2 separate regions of the Homo sapiens genome follow, and region 2 is linked to region 1. Evidence: chromatin loops called from intact Hi-C (ENCODE). Cell type or tissue: PC-3. All regions are shown on one strand. Links, peaks and the distances in the headings refer to the core of each region. The heading gives the core; the rest is flanking DNA.

The links. Hi-C counts contacts between places; a loop is a spot of excess contacts. Peaks named below come from ENCODE experiments on the same cell type or tissue, not always from the same donor. Only the 100,000 strongest peaks of a DNase experiment are listed, where the experiment ranks them.
Region 2: a loop joins it to region 1, with 3 times the contacts of the local background. A loop is called at or near these places in 11 of 110 quality-filtered maps.

What each region holds. Positions count from the first base shown.
Region 1 is chr11:66,830,679-66,838,728 of GRCh38, reverse strand. TOP6BL (TOP6B like initiator of meiotic double strand breaks) reads right to left here. Exons shown (of 15, transcript NM_001302084.2): 13 at 284-359. Among named protein-coding and RNA genes, the nearest start is that of RCE1, 8.7 kb to the left of the region's middle. In PC-3, for the core only: CTCF peaks have their summits at 4,093 and 4,294; a DNase peak (open chromatin) is centred at 4,298; H3K27ac peaks cover 912 bases.
Region 2 is chr11:66,745,406-66,753,455 of GRCh38, reverse strand. All of the region lies in intron 1 of TOP6BL (TOP6B like initiator of meiotic double strand breaks), which reads right to left. Among named protein-coding and RNA genes, the nearest start is that of TOP6BL, 4.7 kb to the right of the region's middle. RefSeq lists an enhancer at 7,829-7,918. In PC-3, for the core only: no CTCF peak of the experiment used is centred there; a DNase peak (open chromatin) is centred at 4,155; H3K4me3 peaks cover 853 bases; H3K27ac peaks cover 1,350 bases.

The sequences.
Region 1 (8,050 bases), core at 2,278-6,277:
AAATTCAGGGCCCTGAATCTGCGTATTACCTACCCCCACCCCATCATGTGCAGCTATCTGTAACTGCACAGACTTTAATACAAATTTCTAGTCCTGTCCTAACATCTTGGGGAGGGAAGACCTGCTGCTGCCTTGAAGACCCACAGTGGCAGCAACAGCCCACTAAATTGCAGAAGGACGCCGCTGTAGTAGAAGGTACAGTGGAATAGTTTGAAAGTTTGAACTCACGTTTTTTACTTCCTCTGCTGCAGTCCAGGGCTCACTTGAAAAGCTAAAACCTTACCTGCTAGGAGCTCCAGGCTGCTGTTATCAGGTGCGTCCTCAGTGCCCTGGGCTGAGTCCTTTTTTTCTAGGGTTAGCTGCTTAAAAAAATTAGAAGTCCTAAGTGAGTTTTGTAGAAACATGAACGAGCCCTAGTGAAACAGGAGTGTGCCTGGTGGCTTCACTGACCTCACAAGGTTATCTGCCCTCACCTGGAACTCCCTCTTCCTCCTGGCTCATGAATCCCCCTACCCACCCTCCAGTCTTCAAGGTTTCCCTCTGTGGATCCTTCTCCACTCTGGCCATTCACGGCACATCCTTTCTTCTCTGAGCTCCAGTCTCTTGGCTACTGCCTGCCCATTCCTCGGGCTCTGCATACTCTGCAAGTATCCTGTGTGCCCATTCATCAAGTAATGTGCAAATGTCCATTTTCTACACCCTAAATCCCTTCAAAGGCAAGGGCCATCATGCCTTTATCACTTTACAGCTAGCAGAGTGCCTTACACCAGGTAAGTTTGACTGAGAAAGTCAAACCTGGGAAGCCACAGGGTATATTCTGTAGTCATCGGTAGCCTCCTAGAGCCCTGCCACACTGGTTAGTTCAATAATTTGGACAGAGAAAAAGAGGTTCTTACTGAGACCAGAACCCAATCCTCCCAGCTCCTTTTCAAGAATACAGATGTATAAAAATAGGTATCTTCTTCCTCAAAATTAAAAATTCATAGCCAGGCGCGGTGGCTCATGCCTGTAATCCCAGCACTTTGGGAGGCCGAGGCAGGCAGATCACCTGAGGTAAGGAGTTCGAGACTAGCCTGGCCAACATGGTGAAACTCCGCCTGTACTAAAAATACAAAAATTAGCTGGCTGTGGTGGTGGGCTCCTGTAATCCCAGCTACTCAGGAGGCTGAGGCAGGAAAATTGCTTGAACCTGGGAGGTGGATGTTGCAGTGAGCTGAGATCACGCCATTGCACTCCAGTCTGGGTGATGAGTGAGACTCCATCTCAAAAAAAAAAAAAAAAAATTAAAAATTTGTGCTTCTCGGCCAGGTGCAGTGGCTCAAGCCTGTAATCCCAGCACTTTGGGAGGCCGAGGCAGGCGGATCATGACGTCAGGAGATTGAAACCATCCTGGCTAACACAGTGAAACCCCGTCTCTATTACAAATACAAAAAAATTAGCCAGGCGTGGTGGCAGGCGCCTGTAGTCCCAGCTATGCGGTAGGCTGAGGCAGAAGAATGGCGTGAACCCAGAAGGCAGAGCTTGCAGTGAGCCAAGATCACACCACTGCACTCCAGCCTGGGCGACAGAGTGAGACTCTGTCTCAAGAAAATAAAAATAAAATAAAATTTGTGCTTCCTATGAACAAAAGTGAAAAGTCAATCCACAAGAATGGGAGAAGACATTTACAAATCATACCTGCTAAGGTACTGTTACCCAAATTAAAGAACTCTTTTTAAAATTTATTTATAGGCCACGCACGGTAGCTCACGCCTATAATCCCAGCACTTTGGGAGACTGAGCCAGGCAGATAATGAGGTCAGGAGTTTGAGACCAGCCTGACCGACATGGTGAAACCCCGTCTCTACTGAAAATACAAAAATTAGCCAGGCGTGGTGGCGCACACCTGTAATCCCAGCTACTCAGGAGGCTGAGGCAGGAGAATCACTTGAACCCGGGAGGTAGAGGTTGCAGTGAGCTGAGAATGCTCCACTTCACTCCAGCCTGGGTGGCAGGGCAAGACTCCATCTCAAAAAAAAAAAAAAAAAATCATATTTTCTGTAGTGACGAGGTCTCACTATGTTGCCCAGGCTGGTCTCAAACTCCTGGGCTCAAGCGATCCTCCCACCTCCGCCTCCCAAAGTGCTGGGATTACAAGTGTGAGCCACCTTGCCTGGCCCAAGGTAAAGAACTCTCATAACTCAATAATTTAACAAACCAATTTAAAAATGGGCAAAAGAGGGCCAGGCACGGTGGCTCACGTCTGTAATCCCTACACTTTGGGAGGCCGAGGTGGGCGGATCACAAAATCAGGAGATTGAGACCATCCTGGCTAACATTGTGAAACCCCGTCTCCACTAAAAATACAAAAAATTAGCCGGGCGTGGTAGTGGGCGCCTGTAAGTCCCAGCTACTTGAGGCAGGAGAATGGTGTGAATCCGGGAGGTGGAGCTTGCAGTGAGCCGAGATAGCGCCACTGCACTCCAGCCTGGGCAACAGAGTGAGACTCCGTCTCAACAACAACAACAACAGCAAATGGGCAAAAGATTTGAATAGACCTTTCTTCAAAGAAGATATACAAATGGCCAATAAGCACATGGAAAAGATACTCAGCATCAGTATTCACTAGAGAAATGCAAATCAAAACCACGAAATTACTTCACATGCACTAGAATGGCAGTAAGAAAAACAATGACAACAGTTAATGAGGGTATAGAGAAATTGGAACCATCACACAGTGCTGGCAGGAATGTAAAATGATGCAGACTGTGGAAATCAGCTCGAAAGTTCTTTAAAAAGTTAGAACATAGTGTTATCATATGACTCAGCAATTCTACTCCTAGATATATACCCAAGACAGTTACAAGCATGTCCACACAAATATGCTGTTCGTAACAGCATATTCATAATAGCCGAAAAGTGGAAAAAACTTGTGTTCATCAACTAATTAATGGATAAAATGTGGTATATCAATACAATGGATTATTATTCAGCCATAAAGAATGGATGAAATTGTTATATGGTACAACATAGATGAGCCTTAGAAACATGCTAAATGAAAGAAGGCACATAAAGGCCCATGTTGTATGGTCCCATCTATATGAAGTGTCCAGAATAGGCAAATCCACAGAGATGGGAAGCATACTAGTGGTTGCCAGGGGTTGAAGGGAGAGGGGAACTGGGACTCACTGCGAATAGGTACTGCTAATGGCATGATGGAGATGTTCTGTAATTTTAGTGGCGATGGCTGCACAGCACAGTGAATATACTTAAAATCAATGAGTTTTATTCTTTAAAGTGGTAAATTTTATGGTATATGAATTATCTCCATGAGAGATCTATCATATATTGTTTACTAAAACAAGTTTTAGTTCCCAAGTAATTATATTCCAAGGAACATAGGAGGGGCAAAAATAATTCTAAAGACATAAAGAAAGAAACAGGATATTTTCTAAATATTTTTATCTTGAGACAGAACTTGGTTTTTTTTTTGGCTTTAGCTTGGAAAATCTCGTGTCATAGATAAATCTTTCTCCTATCTTGAAATTGGTCTTATCAAGGAACTACCCGCATTGAGATATGAAGCTCTGGGCCTCTCTGGTAGCCTTGCACACCCTTCATTCATCACCTGGTCCCCCAGATAAGACAGCCCTGACCTCAGAATACACCTTGGATTTAACATTCTATGGGACATTTATTTCTAGTCTACCCCCTCCCCCGACCCGCCGGAAACAATGCCTTTCCTTAGAAAATTGCCTCCTTGATACTACTCCTGCTCATTCTGGGTTTAAGTTCTCAGTCCCTACATATATCTATGACACTAAACCCTGGAGTACTATCTTGTTCACTCCTTCCTGGCCCACTGTCTCTGTTCAAACATTCAGGCTTAAAATATCCACTCCTCGCCAGGTGCAGTGATGCACGCCTGTAGTTCCAGTTACTCAGGAGGCTGACACAGGAGGATCACTTAAGCCCAGGAGTTCGAGGCTGTAGTGCACCATGATCACACCTATGAATAGTCACTGCACTCCAGCCCGGGCAACATAGCGGGAACCTGTTTCTAAAAAAATAAAAACAAAAATAATACCTTCTCCATTCCTGCATGACCTTTCCCTGAATATGTTCACTCTGAATACACACTCCCTCATTTTTTCAGTTTCTCAATAAAGCATATAATAGATGGTTTTCTTCCCTGTTACTCAAGAGGTCAGCTATTCTACCTTTCCTGTTTAGAAATGGAAACAGAATGGCCCAGAGGTCAAAGAATTTGACCTATCATCCTTAGTCTTGTAGTTCTAGCTGAAGCCACTGGGTGCCACTCTTGTACCACTAACAAGTTATTTATCACTAAATGGCCATTACCAGAGGATGTTGAGTGGAGAATCATGGGTTCTACTCAATGACCTGGATCACTCATCTGCCCTGGGCTTGCAACCTAGTCCTCTGTGTTAACAATATTACCAGGTTTCAGAGCCGGGAGCTCTCGGTACAAATTCTAGCCTTGCTATTTACTGACTGTGATTCTGGGCAAATTATGAAAGTTCTGTAATCAGTTTCCTCATCTGTAAAATGGGAAAACTATGACCTAATTTATAACATCTTTGCAGAGATTAAAGTGAAAATCTCGGCACAGATTAGGGATTCAGTAAGTGTTCCTTCTTTCCAAGACCTATGACTACTGGTAAGACCTTGAGTTCACTAGCCATATGCCAAATTAATTGGGCTATGAATGGCCCTGAGGCTATGAGCCATGACTATAGCAAAAGAACAGGGTAAAAGAGGTCAGATCTTTTTTTTTTTTTGAGACAGAGTCTTGCTGTGTCACCCAGGCTGGAGTGCAGTGGCATGATCTTGGCTCACTGCAACCTCCGCCCCCTAGATTCAAGCGATTCTCATGTCTCACCCTCCTGAGTAGCTGGGACTACAAGGGTGTGCCAACAGGCCTGGCTAATTTTTTTATTTTTAGTAGAGACGGAATTTTGCCATGTTTGCCAGGCAGGTTTCAAACTCCTGACCTCAAGTGATCCACCTGCCTTGCCCTCCCAAAGTGCTGAGATTACAGGAGTGAGCCACCGCACCTGGCCCAGATTATCTTTTTTAGGTCTTACTGGGATACCACAGAGGCCCAAGTAAAAGTACTTCAGAGGCTGAAGCACTCCTAGATCCTGAGGAGTCCCTCTGCGCTTATATCCTGGGTCCTATGATAACAGCACATGCCTTACCCTGAACCTGTCCCTAGAAAGCTGAAGATGTGGATGGCTGTAGTGAACTGCATTCTCCCCCACCCCAAATATGTCCAAATCCTAACCCCCAGAATTTGTGAATGTGAGCTTATTTGAGAAAAGTCTTTGCACATGTAATTCCAGATCGCAAGACAGGATTAGCCTGGATTTAGGGTGGGCCCTAAATCCCTAATTACCTGCCTGTAATCCCAGCACTTTGGGAGGCCAAAGCAGCCAGATCACCTAAGGCTAGGAGTTCGAGACCAGCCTGGCCAACATGGCAAAACCCCGTCTCTACTAAAAATACAAAAATTAGTTGGGCATGGTGGTAGGCGCCTGTAATCCCAGCTACTCGGGAGGCTGAGGCAGGAGAATCACTTGAACCCAGGAGGCGGAGGTTGCAGTGAGCCAAGATCGTTGCCACTGCACTCCAGTCTGGGCGACAGAGCAAGACTCGGTGTCAAAAAAAAAAAAAAAAAAAAAAAAAGGCAGAAAGATTTGAGAGACAGGGAGAAAGCAATGTGAAGATGGAGTTACAGTTTGGAGTTATGCAAACTACAAGAAACCAAGGTACAGTTTTTATCAGAAGCTAGAAGAGGCAAGACAAGGAAGCACTCTCCTCTAGAAACTTTGGAAGGAGTGTGGCCCTGCCAACACCTTGATTTTGGACTTCTGGCCTCCAGAACTGTGACACAATAAATTTGGATTGTTCTTAAACCTTCAAGTTGATGTTAATTTCTGACAGCATCCCAGGAAACTGATACAATGGATTTTAGCTTTATTTGCGCAAGGCGTGGACAGCGGCTTTCCAAGTCCGAGGGAAACTGGCAAGAGTATTTGCGGTGAAGCAGCTGAAAGGAACAGTGGACACGTTCCTGGGAAGTGCATCGTAGAAGGCACAGCCAGCCATGGAAGGGGTGGTGAAGGGAGCACTAACGGCTTTACTGCTGCTCTGTGCCTCTCTAATCACACTGAAGAGGAGGATGGTAAAGTCCATAAGATGCTTTGATCCTTGGGTGCCTGGGCACCTAAACTTCCCCACCCAATCAGGAAAGCAGAAGTACAAGGGGCAGAGCAGATGCAGAGGAGGTACCAAAGGCCCTGTTACTCATTTTCTCAGAAACAGTGTCCATAGCGCGGTGGCTCATGCCTGTAATCCCAGCACTTTGGGAGGCCGAGGCCGGAGGATCACGAGGTCAGGAGATCAAGACCATCCTGGCCAACACAGTGAAACTCCGTCTTTACTAAAAATAGAAAAAACAATTAGTCGGGCATGGTGGCAGGTGCCTGTAGTCCCAGCTACTCAGGAGGCTGAGGCAGGAGAATGGTGTGAACCCGGGGGGTGGAGCTTGCAGTGAGCCGAGATCACGCCACTGCACTCCAGCCTGGGCGACAGAGTGAGACTCCGTCTCAAAAAAAGAAAAAAAAAAGAAAGTGTCCATACTTGTTATAACTGTTGAGATATAAACTGACAGAGTAAACTGCATACATAGAAAATGTACAATTTTTTGTTTTTTTTTTTTTTTTTTTTGAGACAGAGTCTCACTCTGTTGCCCAGGCTGGAGTACAGTGGCATGATCTCAGCTCGCTGCAACTTCTGCCGCCCGGGTTCAAGCAATTCTCCTGCCTCAGCCACCCAAGTAGTTGGGATTATAGTTGCCTGCCACCATGCCCAGCTAATTTTTTTTATATTTTTAGTAGAGATGGGGTTTCACCATCTTAGCCAGGCTGGCCTTGAACTCTTGACCTCGTGATCCACTCGCCTCAGCCTCCCAAAGTGCTGGGATTACAGGCGTGAGCCACCGCACCCGGCCGAAAATGTACAATTTTTAAGTACACATGTGCATACCTGTGAAACCATCACACAATCAACATAATGAACATATTCATCTCCCTGCAAGCATCCTGCTGCCCTTTATAATCATTCCAACTCTCCCACCTCCCATCCTCTAGTAACCACTGACCTGTGTAGATTAGTTGGCATTTTATAGAATTATATGTAAGTGCAATCAAACAGTATGTACTCCTTTAGTTTTTGATTTTTTCACTTGCCATGCTATTCAGAGATTCATCCATGTCACTGTGTGTATCAATAGTTCTTTCCTTTTATTGCCACATAGTGTTCCTTTATATGAATCTACTACAATTTTTTTATCCATTTACCTGTTGATACTGGGTTGTTTCTCATTTTTGGGGCTATAACAAAAGTGCCATGAAGATTTGTGTATGATTCTTTGTGTGGAGATATGTTCTCATTTCTCTTGGGTAAATACCTAGGAGTGAAAGAGCTAGGTCATATGATAGGTATATATTTAACTTTTTAAGAAACTGCTAACTGTTCTCCGAAGTGCTTGTACCATTTTCCATTTCCACAAACAGTGTATGTGAGTTCTTTCTTCCACATGCTTGTTAACATGTGGTATAGTCAGTCCTTTTATTCCAGTGGTATGAAATGATTATCTCATTGTGGTTCTTTTTTGAACCTTTGTTGTGACTGATGATGTTGGGCATCTTATGTCTTTATCTGCCATTTGTGTATCTGTAGCTTCTTTCGTGAAGTGTGTTCAAATATTTTGTCCATTTAAAAAAACCGAGTTGTGTTCTTATTAATGAGTTTTAAGAGTTCTTTATATATTGAGGATATTATGGTAAGGTTTTTAAACATTCAATTTTAAAAACAGATACAGTGCTATCAGGTATATAGGGGTACTTCTTCTTGAGTGGGCTTCGTATCTTTCAAGGAATTTGTCCATTTCATCTAAGTTGTAAAATATACTGTAAACTTGTTCAAAATATTCTGATAATCCTTTTAATATCTGATGCTACCTTTCTGATTTCTGATAGTGATA
Region 2 (8,050 bases), core at 2,247-6,246, 85 kb after region 1:
CAGCCTGGGTGACAGAGTGAGACTCTGTCTCAAAAAAAAAAAAAAAAAAGACTAAGTCCTGGCCAATAGAACGTGAGCAGCAGTAACATACCAATTCCCGAGCCTACCCCATAAAAGTCTTCCATTTATAAGCTCTGCTCTCTTTCCCCATCCTTAGCTGGAGAGAACTTAGAGGACTTAGAGAAGGATACACCCGCAAGACAGAGATAGCATAAAACAAAATACTTGCCTGCTTGCCTGCATACACACACATTCATCTGACTGTGAAATACAAGAAAACTAAACATTTTATGTGTTAAGCCACTGATATATATATATTTTTTTTTGGAGACGGAGTCTCACTCTGTCACCCAGGCTGGAATGCAGTGGTGTGATCTTGGCTCACTGCAACCTCCGCCTCCCAGGTTCAAGCAATTCTCCTGCCTCAGCCTCTGGAGTAGCTAGGACTACAGCCGCATACTGCCACACCTGGCTAATTTTTTGTATTTTAGTAGAGATGGGGTTTCACCGTGTCGCCCAGGCTGGTCTCAAACTCCTGAGCTCAGGCAATCCGCTGGCCTCACCCTCCCAAAGTGCTAGCATTATAGGCGTGAGCCACCGCGCCTGGCCAAGCCACTGAGATTTTAGGGTTTGTTATAGCACCTACCCTTATTTACTGTAATTAATACAAGGATAAAGAGAAGATTCTAAAAGCTTACAGAGAGGCCGGGAACGGTGGCTCATGCTTGTAATCGCAGCACTTTGGGAGGCTGAGGTGGGTGGATCGCTTGAGGTCAGGAGTTCGAGACCAGCCGAGCCAACATGATGAAACCCTATCTCTATGAAAAATACAAAAATTAGCCAGGCATGGTGGTGTAACGCCTGTAATCCCAGCTACTCAGGAGGCTGAGGCAGGAGAATCACTTGAACCCGGGAGGCGGAGGTTGCAGTAAGTCGAGATCATGCCACTACACTCCACCCTGGGTGACAGAGTGAAACTCCATCTCAAAAAAATAAAAATGAAAGCTTACACAGAGGGGAAGAAAAAAGAAAAAACAGGTCACATACAGAGTAATCAGAAAGATTTTTAGATTTTTCAATAGCAACACCTTAAGTTAGAAAATAATGCTGCAATGTCATCAAAATTCTGAAGGAAAAATGAATTCTGGCTTAGAATCCTATATGGCCAAACTATCAATTAGGTATACGTGGAGATGTTTTCAGAGATGTAAGGTCTCAAGAAATTTACCTTCCAAACACTCTTTCCAAGGAAGCTACTGGAGCCTGAGATCCATCAAAGCAAGGAGTAAGCCAAGTAAAAAAAAAAAAAAAAAGAGAGAGAGGGATTCAGGAAGCACAAAATCCAATGCAAGAGAAAAACTACAGAAACACTCTGAATAATGATGAAGGGAAGATTCCAAGGTAACAGCTGTGCACCAGATACAGAAAGCATCAAGTCAAAATTAGAGCAGGTCAGGATACACTGGAAAAGAGTTTTTCAGGAGGATGAAACTGATATATTATCTGATGTACTGGAATATATTGAGTAGATTTAGACAAATGCTGGAAGTTTGCGAGTTGACTAGATGATAAAAACAGAAAATAAAATAAGTATTAACTGAAGGGAAATTATAAAGAAAAGTAATCATAGTTTTCTATATGGCTAAACTGCATTTTATGGTCATGATGAGTAAATATTGATCTACGTGGTTGGAAAATTATAACTATATTAAAAGAAAGACACATGGTAGAGGTGAAGATATTAAAGAGAGCCATCATCCTCTATGGTGGAAAATCAATAAATGCCTATAAAAAGGAAAATTAAGATATAACAATTTAGGGCTGAGCACAATGGCTCATGCTTATAATTCGAGCAGTTTGGGAGGCTGAGGCAGGTGGATCGCTTGAGTCCAGGACTTCAAGACCAGCCTGGGCAACATAGGGAGACCTCATCTCTATAAAAAAAAAAAAAAAAAAATTAGTCAGCCAGGCACGGTGGCTCACGCCTATAATCCCAACACTTTGGGAGGCTGAGGTGGGTGGATCACGAGGTCAAGAGATCGAGACCATCCTGGCCAACGTAGTGAAACCTGGTCTCTACTAAAAATACAAAAATTAGCTGGGCGTGGTGGTGCACACCTGTGGTCCTAGCTACTTGGGAGGCTGAGAAAGGAGAATCGCTTGAATCTGGGAGGCAGAGGTTGCAGCCAGCCGAGATCCTGGCGCCACTGCACTCCAACCTGGTGACAGAGTGAGACTCTGCCTCAAAAAACAAAAACAAAACAAAACAAAAATTAGTCAGGCATGGTAGCACATGCCTGTAGTCCCAGCTACTCAGGAGGCTGAGGTGGGAGGATCACCTGAGCTCAGGGGGTCAAGGCTGCAGTGAGCAGTGATTGCACCACTGCAGTCCAGCCTGGGTGACAGAGTAAGACCCTGTCTCTAAATTAATAAATAAATAAATAACATCTTGGCCAGGCGTGGTGGCTAACACCTGCAATCCCAGCACTTTGGGAGGCCAAAGTGAGAGGACTGCTTGAGCCCAGGGGTTTCAGACCAGCCTGGGCAACATAGCAAGAGACCCTGTCTCTAGAAAAATACAAAAATAAAACAACCAGGCATGGTAGCACATGCCTGTAGTCCTAGCTACTCAGGAGGCTGAGTTAGGAGGATCATTTGAGCCCAGGCATTTAAGGTTACAGTGAGCTATGATTGTGCCACTGCACTCCAGCCTGGGTGACAGAGTGAGACCATATTTGGGGGAAAAAAAAAAGATACAACAACACAAACATGTTACTTAGATCAAAGATAAATATTAAATAATCAATTAACAGAGTTAAAAGTATTAGCCTCTAGGAGGGAGAAAGATGGGAAGGGAGAGATGGGGGAAGCACGCAGGGTACTGTCGGGTTTTTTGTTTGTTTGTTTTGAGATGGAGTCTCACTCTGTCACCCAGGCTGGAGTGCAGTGGTGCGATCTTGGCTCACTGCAACCTCTGTCCTCCCAGGTTCAAGTGATTCTCATGCCTCAGCCTCCCGAGTAGCTGGGATTACAGGTGTGTGCCACCACAACCCGCTAATTTTTATATTTTTAGTAGAGACAGGGTTTCTCCATTTTGGACAGCTGATCTCGAACCCCTGACCTCATGTGATCTGCCCACCTCAGACTCCCAAAGTGCTGGTGTTACAGGCATGAGCCACTACACCCAGCCAAAACCATATGTGTGTGTAACTGACAAAAACTAAAACTAAATAAGTGTACATTTTTTTACAAAAAAAATGAAATAGATCCCTTATGCTAACATGAAATGCTGCCCACAAAGTACTGGTACATAGCACAGTCATATGTATAGTATAGTTCTAGTTCTAAAAAATGGATATTGATAACTAAGAACGTAGGCATAGAAAAATCTAGAAGACAGATTATCCTTGGCAAGTAGGGGGAAAAAGGAAAATCTAGAATATATACTCAATGTTAATAATCATCTCAAAGGCGTGAGATGTGTAGAAAGTCTCACTCTCCACAATATATGTTTCTGTAATGTTTTTTATCAAGCATGTATCACCACGTTTCCTACCCAAAAAAAATATATAAACATAGGCTGGGTGCGGTAGCTCACGTTTGTAATCCCAGCCCTTTGGGAGGCAGAGGCAGGTGGATCACTATCACTTGAGGTCAGGAGTTTGAGACCAGCCTGGCCAATATGGTGAAACCTCCATCTCTATTAAAAATACACACACACACAAAATTAGCCAGGCATGGTGGCAGCTGCCTGTAATCTCAGCTACTCAGGAGGCTGAGGCAGAATTGCTTGAACCCAGGAGGCAGAGGTTGCAGTGAGCCCAGATTGCGCCACTCCAGCCTGGGCGACAGAGTGAGACTCCATCTCTAAATAAATAAATAAATAATTATAACCATAATTACTTAAAGCTCAGAGACAATAAAGAGAAGAGAAATGCCCCCTATTCTAGGTGGGCTAAAGAAGTTCATCAGGCTCAAAATGCAGAATCGAGTTTCTTGCCAAAAACTACTGTGGCTAAAGTCCTTTGCTTTGAATTAAATCAACCTTGCTACCCTGGCCAGAGTTTATTGGATTAGACTATTACAACCACACACAGACCAACCATCACCCTAGACACGTAGCCAAGCATTTCTCTCAAGAGTGGTGGGAACCCTGCCAGTCAGAGTGCAGTTCATGCAGAGTAAGAGCAAACCAACCTGTCATACTGCTCTTGAAGATGTTTAATATTAATACACAAAGACAAGACAGGTCATTCCTGTTCAGGTAAGCAAATGTCTTGTAAAGCCTAGTTCACTATCCAATCTCAACTTGGTGCCCAAGTGACTTCTCTAAGCCTGAAGGGGCAACTTCAATCCAAAGTACCCTTCAATAAACCTACACACACACACACCACACACACACACACAAAAAGCTAACACTTCAAGTTTAAGAAAATTCATGCTTCAGAGCCACTCACTGCATCAGGTTTCCCTCAAAGACAACAGGCAAAAATGATAAAAGCATGAAAGCCAAATGGAAGAGATATTTTCAAACTAATCACAGTATGCACCATTCATCATTTTTCCTTTTTTTTTTTTTTTTTTGCTACTGCCAAAATTTAGACTTGGGAAAAAAAAAGTAGGTAAAGCTCAATGTAATATAATTTAGCTGTGACAAAGTAGATTAAAATCAAGAGAAAAATAAGATTGTTTCTGAGCAATTTTAACTTAAACCAGTAAAATAAATAATCTATGGTAAGAGTCATTCAACTACTCACCTTTCCTGTATGATACATTTGTAAATCTACCACCAGACACTTATTACATAATCATTTCATTTTATAATTATGGAACAATCCTGGAATAACATGATAAAAGATTCTAATTGAAATTTTTAAATAAGCTACGACATAAACCATGACAAAAGAGATAGAAAATATTTTTTCTTTCTCTACTTACTAGTTGTTACACAATGAAGAGCATTTGCCTGGTGCTTAGAATTTAATCCTTCTATGGAAATCACTAGCTGCCCTTCTAGCAATGCTCCCTTTGATACATCTATGTCACACTTCCAGTGAATTATTAAAAATCTCAAAATCTGAAAAGAGCACAATTCAAAGAAAACATAATCTTCTTTAGAAATCACAGTAATAATACATCTCTATGACCCAGTTAAATTAGTAACTCTAATTTCCCCCCAAAAATTGTATTCTTGCTTCTAAAATGTCAGATTTAGGTTTGTTCAGAGTATTGTGTCTAAACAAAATAAATAGCTAGGAGAGTGACATAAGAAAAGAGTCAGTGAAATTCAACATAATGCCCAGTAAGACAGGAAATTGAGACAATAAATTCCTTTATTCAGAAGATAAATTCATCTGGAAATAATAATTAGGGAAAAATTAAGTGGGAGTTTGTTTTTCTTGTTTCTTTTTTCCTGCCCCAAATAAAAGCCAACATGAAGACTATGAATAAGAGTGGCATCTGGTTATGAATCATCTTGATCTTTCATTAAATCAACACTTTTGAGGGTCAGAATACTATTTAAGAGTGCTAATGCTGCCCTGCGCGGTAGCTTATGCCTGCAATCCCAGCACTTTGGGAGGCCGAGGTGAGAGGATCACTTGAGCTCAACAGTTTGAGATCAGCCTGGACAACATACGCAGACCTTATCTCTACTAACAACAACAAAAATTAGCCCAGCGTGGTGGCGTGTGCCTGTAGTCTCAGCCACTGGGGAGGCTGAGGCAGGATGATCTCTTGAGCCCATAAGATTGAGGCTGAAGTGAGCCCTGATCAGGCCACTGCACTCCACACCTGGATTTGAATCCCTGATGTGCCAAATTCTAGCATGTGACCTTGGGCAAATTACTTAATCTCTCCAAACCACAGACTCCTCATCTATTAAAATGGGGATAAAACTACCACATAGGGCTGCTGCTGAAAGTAAACAAATAAGGTACGTGCAACGCTGAGCGCAGTGGCTCATGCCTGTAATCCCAGCACTTTGGGAGGCCAAGGTGGGAGAATCGCTTGAGCCCTGGAAACATAGTGAGGCCCCATCTCTACTAAAAAAAAAAAAAAATTAAATAAAAATATGTGCAAAATGCTTAACACAGTACTTGGCAAATAGCAAATGCTTAACAGATATTAGCTATTATTTCTAAGTTCTAATGCAGTAAAGACTACACACAATATTTTAAGTTGAACAGGACTCCAAGATGTCTGGGTAAAACATTTAATCGACCGGGTGTGGTAGCTCACACCTGTAATCCCAGCACTTCGGGAGGTTGAGGCGGTGGATCACCTGAGGTCAGGAGTTCAAGATCAGCCTGGCCAATATGGTGAAACCCCATCTCTACTAAAAATACAAAAATTAGCCGGGTGTGGTGGTGTGTGCCTGTAGCCCCAGCTACTTAGGAGGCTGAGGCAGGAGAATTGCTTGAACTCGGGAGGTGGAGGCCACAGTGAGCCAAGATTGGGTCACTGCGCTCCAGCCTGGGCAACAGCAACACTCCGTTTCAAAAAGAAAAAAAAAAACACATTTATTCGAGACAAATTGAAAATAAAATATATTTCATTTATTTTTGGGGGGAGAGAGGGGACAGAGTCTCACTCTGACTCCCAGGCTGGAGTGCAGTGATGGCATCATCATGGTTCACTGCAGCCTCAACCTCCCGGGCTCAGGTGATCCTCCCACCTCAGCCTCCCAGGTAGCTGGAAGTGCAGCCGCCTGCCACCACACCCTGCTAATTTTTTTTTTTTGAGATGGAGTTTTGCTCTTGTAGCCCAGGCTGGAGTGCAATGGTGCGACCTCAGCTCACTGCAACCTCCGCCCCCTGGGTTCAAGCGATTCTCCTGCCTCAGCCCCACAAGTAGCTAGGATTACAGGCATGTGCCACCACACCTGGCTAATTTTGTATTTTTAGTAGTGACGGAGTTTCTCCATTTTGATCAGGCTGGTCTTGAACTCCCGACCTCAGGTGATCCGCCTGCCTCGGCCTCCCAAAGTGCTGGGATTACAGGCGTGAGCCACCGCTAATTTTTGTATTTTTTTCAGAGACGGAGTTTCCTCATGTTAGCCAGGCTGGTCTTGAACTCCTGATCTCAAGTGATCTGCCCGCCTCGGTCTCCCAAAGTGCTGAGAATACAGGCTACCCACCGCGCCCGGCCAACTCCCATTATTATTCATGCAAACAGATTCTCACTTTTACAGGGAGGCAACACAAGGAAAATTATTACCCCCTTTTTAAAGGCAGGGAGATCTGGGAACTAAGATCCTCATTTGTACCAGTTAACAAGAATGGTTTCCAGGTACGTGTAGAGTCTAACTATTCCTTCACACGTCCTCTGTTACGATATTCCCATATCGGGCCGGGCACGGTGGCTCACGCCGGTCCCAGCACTTTGGGAGGCGGAGGCGGGCAGATCACTTGAGGTCAGAAGTTCAAGACCAGCCTGGCCAACATGGTGAAAACCTGTCTCTACTACAAATACAAAAATGAGCCAGGTGTAGCGGCGTGCGCCTGTAATCCCAGCTACTCGGGAGGCTGAGACAGGAGAATCCCTTGAACCCGAGAGGCGGAGACTGCGGTGAGCCGGGATCACGCCACTGCACTCCAGCCTGGGCGAAAGAGCGAGACTCCGTCTCAAAAAACAAACAAACAAACAAACAAACAAACAAACCCTAAAGATATTCTCATGTCGGTATGACAGCGCAGTTGGGAAAAGAACACTGGCCTATGAGTCAGCGCCCTGGGTTCTAGCCTAGGTTCGGTTATTTGTAAAATGGAATCCCGCCGCCTTCTTTGATGACAACAAACAGGCAGGACGCCCGGGGGTACTCTCTCAGGTGCCCTCAGAGCCTGTGCTTCTGTCACCTGCCCAGTACCCCTCACAAACAGCAGCTCAACGTCCCATTGGGCACCGGCCGTGAAAGTGGGTAATGAAATGAGCACACGGGGCGTGGCCGGCGCCAGGCGCTCAGTGCCGTCTTCCAGAGCAGCTCCCCGAGCACAGGTGTGGCCTCTGAACCTCGCCCTTCCACGTCCAGCTGCTTCGAACCCAGAAACCT